Regions from separate parts of the Homo sapiens genome. Here region 1 is linked to region 2. A link is a loop called in an ENCODE intact Hi-C map of the cell type or tissue named here. Cell type or tissue: body of pancreas. All regions are shown on one strand.

Region 1 (2,500 bases), 560 kb after region 2:
TCTTCCTGGACCCCAGCAGGGGTCTTCACACTCTCATCAAAAGTCTCACCAGAAATGCAGGGATGTCTTAGCCAGGACATGCCCAACTGGACAGAGAAACAACTCGGCGCGTTTCCCCAGAACCTGGGGCAGATTGGCACTTACAGCCCCTTTCTGGAGCCCAACAAAGCCAGCACCTTGAGACATACATCCCGAGCCCAGGCGTGGAACCAGCTACCAGGACCTGTGCGGAAGGCCCTCACAGAGCTCCGTGCTCATGGGTGTGCTTGGGAGCCAGCTTTGGGGAGGGGGCGCACGCCTAGATGGGTTCCTCGCGCCCGGGCCGCAGTCACCTGAGTTTCCGTGAGGCTGAGGCTGTGTGCCAGCTGCTTCCTTTCGGCGCCCACCACGTAGTGATTCTTCTCAAAGGCGTGTTCCAGCCTTAGAAGCTGGGACGGGGAGAAGGCGGTTCGGATCCGCTTGGGCTTTCGGGCCAGCGCGTTGTGCAAAAGGAAACTCTCGGGGCTAGTGTCGTTCCCTGCGGGGAGCACAGCAGAAATCCCATTAGGGGGGGCTGCTCTGACCGGAGCCGCGCACTTCTCCCGAGCCGGGCTGGCCCGGCACCGTGCTCAGGGCCTTCGCATAGCCGCGCCGCTCGACCTGCGGGGGCCGGTGGTCCTCCCAAGGGCTCACGAAGGGAACGCCTGCTCAGCTGCCCGGCCCGGAACGCCGGGTCTCCACCGGTGCGGCACCCAACCAGCCGCTGTCGCAGAGGAGCCAGTCCCCAGGCTCCTGACCTCGGCCGGCTCCGCAGCCGCCCTGGCGCCGCGGGCCTCGCCACCTCCTCGCCGGGCGCTGGAGGCAGGGGAGGGAGCCGCAGAGCCTGGCCAGGGGATTGGCGCCCACAACCCGAAGAAACTACTTTCTCTTCTTTCTAACCTCTCGGGGAACTTTGACCCACGGTGGAAAGGCGGCGGGCTGCTCTCCAGAGTTTTCATGGAGATTTATTTTTAAATTATTTGTTTTATTGCCCCTCCGGAAAAGTATAGAGGCGGGGCGAGTCGTTGAAGCCCGATCGGGACAGAAATCTGGCCGGCGGGTGTGCTTGGCTACAGCCGCTGCTGCCTCTCGCGAACTGGGCTCCGGGGCTCCCGGCTCCCGAGAACTAGAAGAGAAACGCGAGCGAAGGGATCGAAACCCGGGGGGTTACCGACTTGCAGACACCGCCAGGACAGTCTGTAACGCAGGAAGATCCCAGCGGCTCCGGGTCTGGTGAGGGGACCATAAGCATGACTGATAGCGAATGAGGAAGGGCAGCCCTAAACTTTTCAAGCAAAGCCTCAGAGTTTTGGGTTCACTCATTAGCATAGGAAATCGATTCACCGAAAACCCAAACAAAGAAAAACAAGCCGACAGTCCAGGCAGGATGCAGGCAAATCCAGTTCGGGATTAAGGGTAAAAGGCTTTTTGGGTTTTTTTTCCTTTGGTTTGATTTTTTAAAATATGGGGAGGGGGGTGACATCTACCCGATTCTAGGCTCCGGCAGGAACGCAATGGGTTAATGAATGGACAAGCCGCGGAGTATTGATCGGCTGCCGCCGGAGGTAGGTCTTTTACTGACTCCAATCCGTAAACTAATTACTCCTTTTTCTGAAGTTTTAACTCTCCTCCTCCCACCCCGTACCCAGAGAAAAACAAACAAATAAAAAATATCGCAAGAAATGAAAACACACGAACAGATATTTCCCTCTAAGACAGTTTCCTGACCAGGTTCTTTTTTTTTTTTTTTAAAGAAAGAAAGAAAAACAAAAACCAGACCGAACCTGCCTTCCCGCTGTGGCTGCTCGGCGCCCCAATTAAGCAGGTCGCGGCGAGAGCGCCAAGCCCTGGAGCTTTCCTCCCGCACGGGTTCCCGCCCCTCCCCAGGCCTCCGAAAAGCAGGAAAGAAAAAACAAATCCCATACTTTTCTCCCGGGGCGCGAGGATCCTCTCGCCTCCAGAAGAGGGTGGAAGACTAAGAAGCCGCGGGTCTGGACTGAAGGGGCGCAAAGTGGGTGGTGAACAGGGTCGAACGCAGTCGAAAGCAAGCCTGGCGGCCGAGTCCTGTCCGCGCCCCTCGGAGCCAGGACGGTTGGGGGCATTGCCGAGGGTACCAGGAGCCTGGGGATCCCGCGGGCTCTGGGCTCCGCGGCGCCGGGCACGCACAGCCCAGCCTGCTCTGATTCGAGCGCACTGGGGGACAACTTCTCCGTTCGCACCCCTTCCCAAAGGGTCAAGCGGCCCGCAGGCCATCACTCCAAACCAGTCGTAGCTTCGGAGACTGGGGATCGACACCACGCCCGGCCCCGCGCCGCCTAGTTTCCCAACAGGGCGCGCTGGCCCGCGAGCCGGAGGAACCTCCGCCCAGGCCTTGCCAAGCGCCCACCCGGAGCAGGCCGGGGGCAGTGAAGGATGCGGCGGGAGCGGCGCGCTGCAGTTCCGCGACGTGGCACGTACCTTGGAAGCGATGACCCAGATATCG
Region 2 (2,500 bases):
GTGAAGGCAGAGCTCACCCTCCTAATTTGATTAACCAACCGTATGTCTCAGCTATGACTGGGGCTAAGGAAGGTTATCACTAATTTCCAACTTGAGGTTATCAGCAAAATTGAAATGTTTCTCAATTCTATGTATGACACACAAATGTGAAAAGAGTTTTGTGTGTGGGGCCGTATTCAGGAAGTTTAATGCATGACACCACTATCAAAATAAATTGTTCATGTGACAATTATCTCATATATTGTGCTACATTGTTCTCTACTTTTGTGGGGGTTCAACTGGGGTATAAGTAAATTCTGTACAAAATAGAGTGATGACTTTTCTTCCTAAATCCATGGAGATTTTGGTTTTCATCTTTTCATTAAAGTAGGCAGTTTAAGAAAGACTTTTGAAACTTATTATTCTATTATTTGATCATCTTCAAAACAGTGACAAAAACCACAAATGTCTAGAAGGATGTACATGAGGTGTCAGAATGACTCACGCTGCTTGCCATGTGCCCATGGAGATTCAGGAGAGGCACAGGCACAAAGAAAGAGAGAGAAGCAGCAAATTCACCTGGGATTTTGCATTTTCCATTTCTAAACATTGCCTCTTCAATTATTTATGTTTGATATTTGTGAAAAGTGCTACCTTGGATGGCCCAGAAACCTGAGTCTTATGTTTGTCTGTGGAGAAGGATGCCAGAGCAGTGGCACTGCCCATTCTGGAGTCTGGATTATTAATGTGTTTCTAACCTAAAGGCCAGTACCTCATTCCTTCACTACCAGGGTGGTGCTTTTTCATCCACAGAGACAAGAAACTTGTTATGATTCTGAGACTGAGTACATATAGCAGAGATGGCCCAGCCTTTCTCAGCATCTATTATAAATAGGTAGCCCTCCATTTCTACCCAACACCGTGCCTATCTTACCCCTCCTAGGCTCTTTGTTGAGAAGTCCATTTGCCAAGGGACTAACAAAACCTCAGAGCTTCTCTTAGGAAGGGTCCCAAAGGAGCACCCCAGGGCAAACAGTGTACTGGAAGGGTCGCCAAGACCAAGCAGCTTTCGGGCTTTAAATGCAAACTCATTTTATCAGACAGCTAGGGGGCAGGGGAGAGTCTTATTAGAGCTGTTTCAGTAGCGAGGAAAACAAGATAAATCAGCCAGGCCTTTACAGTGACAAAACTGTAATGTAGATGAATGGTCACTACAGTGCTTCAGGGCTCAGAATTTGGAGCCAGAAGGCATATATTTGAAATCTGCTATTTATCAGCTATGTAAACTTGGGCAGGTTACTTAATATCTCTCCCTCTATGTCCTAATCTCTAATAGGGATAACTATAATAGCATCTACTTCATAAGATGGAGGATTACATGAATTAAGCTTGGAGAACACTTAGAACATGCTCCTGACATGCTATAAAATCACCAAAAGTACAGCTTTCATGAGTCCACAACAGCACTGCCTCTCCCTGACCATTTCCCCTCCCTGAGTGATATTCCCTTCTCCTTATCTGCTAGTACCACTCAGAGTCCTCCTGTGTTTGCTTTCTTTTTCCTTTCCCATCAAAACTCATGCTCCAAAGCTTTATTTAGTTTAAGGGAGAAAATGTTAGTATCTTGGGTCATTCTTACCAAAGATATTTGTGCATTAATAGGGATATAAAACTAGGACAAATGAAATATAAATGGTGGCCTCTTAGATGGCAGCCAAGAGGTTTGTGGATATAGAGAGATAGAATGGGGTCTTCCCAGAGTTCTGAATTTATGCTATTCAGGGGGCTGCCTCCTCCATGTGTTGAAGGTTACCCTGACTGTAGTACACTCCTTGTGAACAGAGAAAGATGTTTATCTACTACTTTATTTTACAGAACAACCCCAACAGTCCACAGTGCTATTTGATCTGCCTGTCCTGCACTTAGAAAACCCTTTGAGAATGAGATTAAATGGGTGAACTGCTTTCTGGGCATGGAATCAGACTATCTCTCCATTGGTTGAAAAGATGTGACAGCATTCAGATCCCACTCAATGGAACTCTTGACAAGGGTAAAGGACAATTTGCAAAACGCTTTCACTTGCATTTCATTACTACAATTTTACAAATGTTTCAGCTTTCCATGTGACAAAGTTTCATTTTGATCCTGAATATCTCCACAGAGTAGTATAAACAAGGATGGAGGAACTTGTACCTCTTTTCAAAAGACAAGAGGATTTTGATGTAAGTGACATTTTGATGTGTTTAGTCTAGGAGAGGTGCTATGGCCATGAAAGAGCCAGTAACCCACTGTTGTTCCTGAGGACAAGTGAGCCATCCTTCAGATCTTGGGGAAAGTGACCTGGACTAAGATTCAGGAGCCTTGGCTTCACAGTGATGAACTGGGTGGCCTTTGCAAGTCCTTTCCTTCTGCTCTGAGTCTCCTTAGTCATAAAGAGTTGAACTAAGTGATCTTCACAAGTCCCTTCCATCTTCAACATTTAATGTTTTGAAATTAGTCAGTCTTCCGTTTCCGGGGATCT

What was found. Hi-C counts contacts between places; a loop is a spot of excess contacts. Peaks named below come from ENCODE experiments on the same cell type or tissue, not always from the same donor. Only the 100,000 strongest peaks of a DNase experiment are listed, where the experiment ranks them.
Region 1: a loop joins it to region 2, with 2.7 times the contacts of the local background. A loop is called at or near these places in 23 of 110 quality-filtered maps.

The regions. Positions count from the first base shown.
Region 1 is chr10:117,543,649-117,546,148 of GRCh38, reverse strand. It overlaps EMX2 (empty spiracles homeobox 2), which reads right to left. Exons shown (of 3, transcript NM_004098.4): 1 at 2,476-2,500; 2 at 333-517. It also overlaps EMX2OS. Among named protein-coding and RNA genes, the nearest start is that of EMX2, 2.2 kb to the right of the region's middle. RefSeq lists enhancers at 943-1,565, 1,566-2,188. In body of pancreas, no CTCF peak of the experiment used is centred here; no DNase peak of the experiment used is centred here; H3K4me3 peaks cover 1,377 bases; H3K27me3 peaks cover 2,342 bases.
Region 2 is chr10:118,105,227-118,107,726 of GRCh38, reverse strand. All of the region lies in intron 3 of CASC2 (cancer susceptibility 2), which reads right to left. Among named protein-coding and RNA genes, the nearest start is that of RAB11FIP2, 60 kb to the right of the region's middle. In body of pancreas, a CTCF peak has its summit at 1,088; no DNase peak of the experiment used is centred here.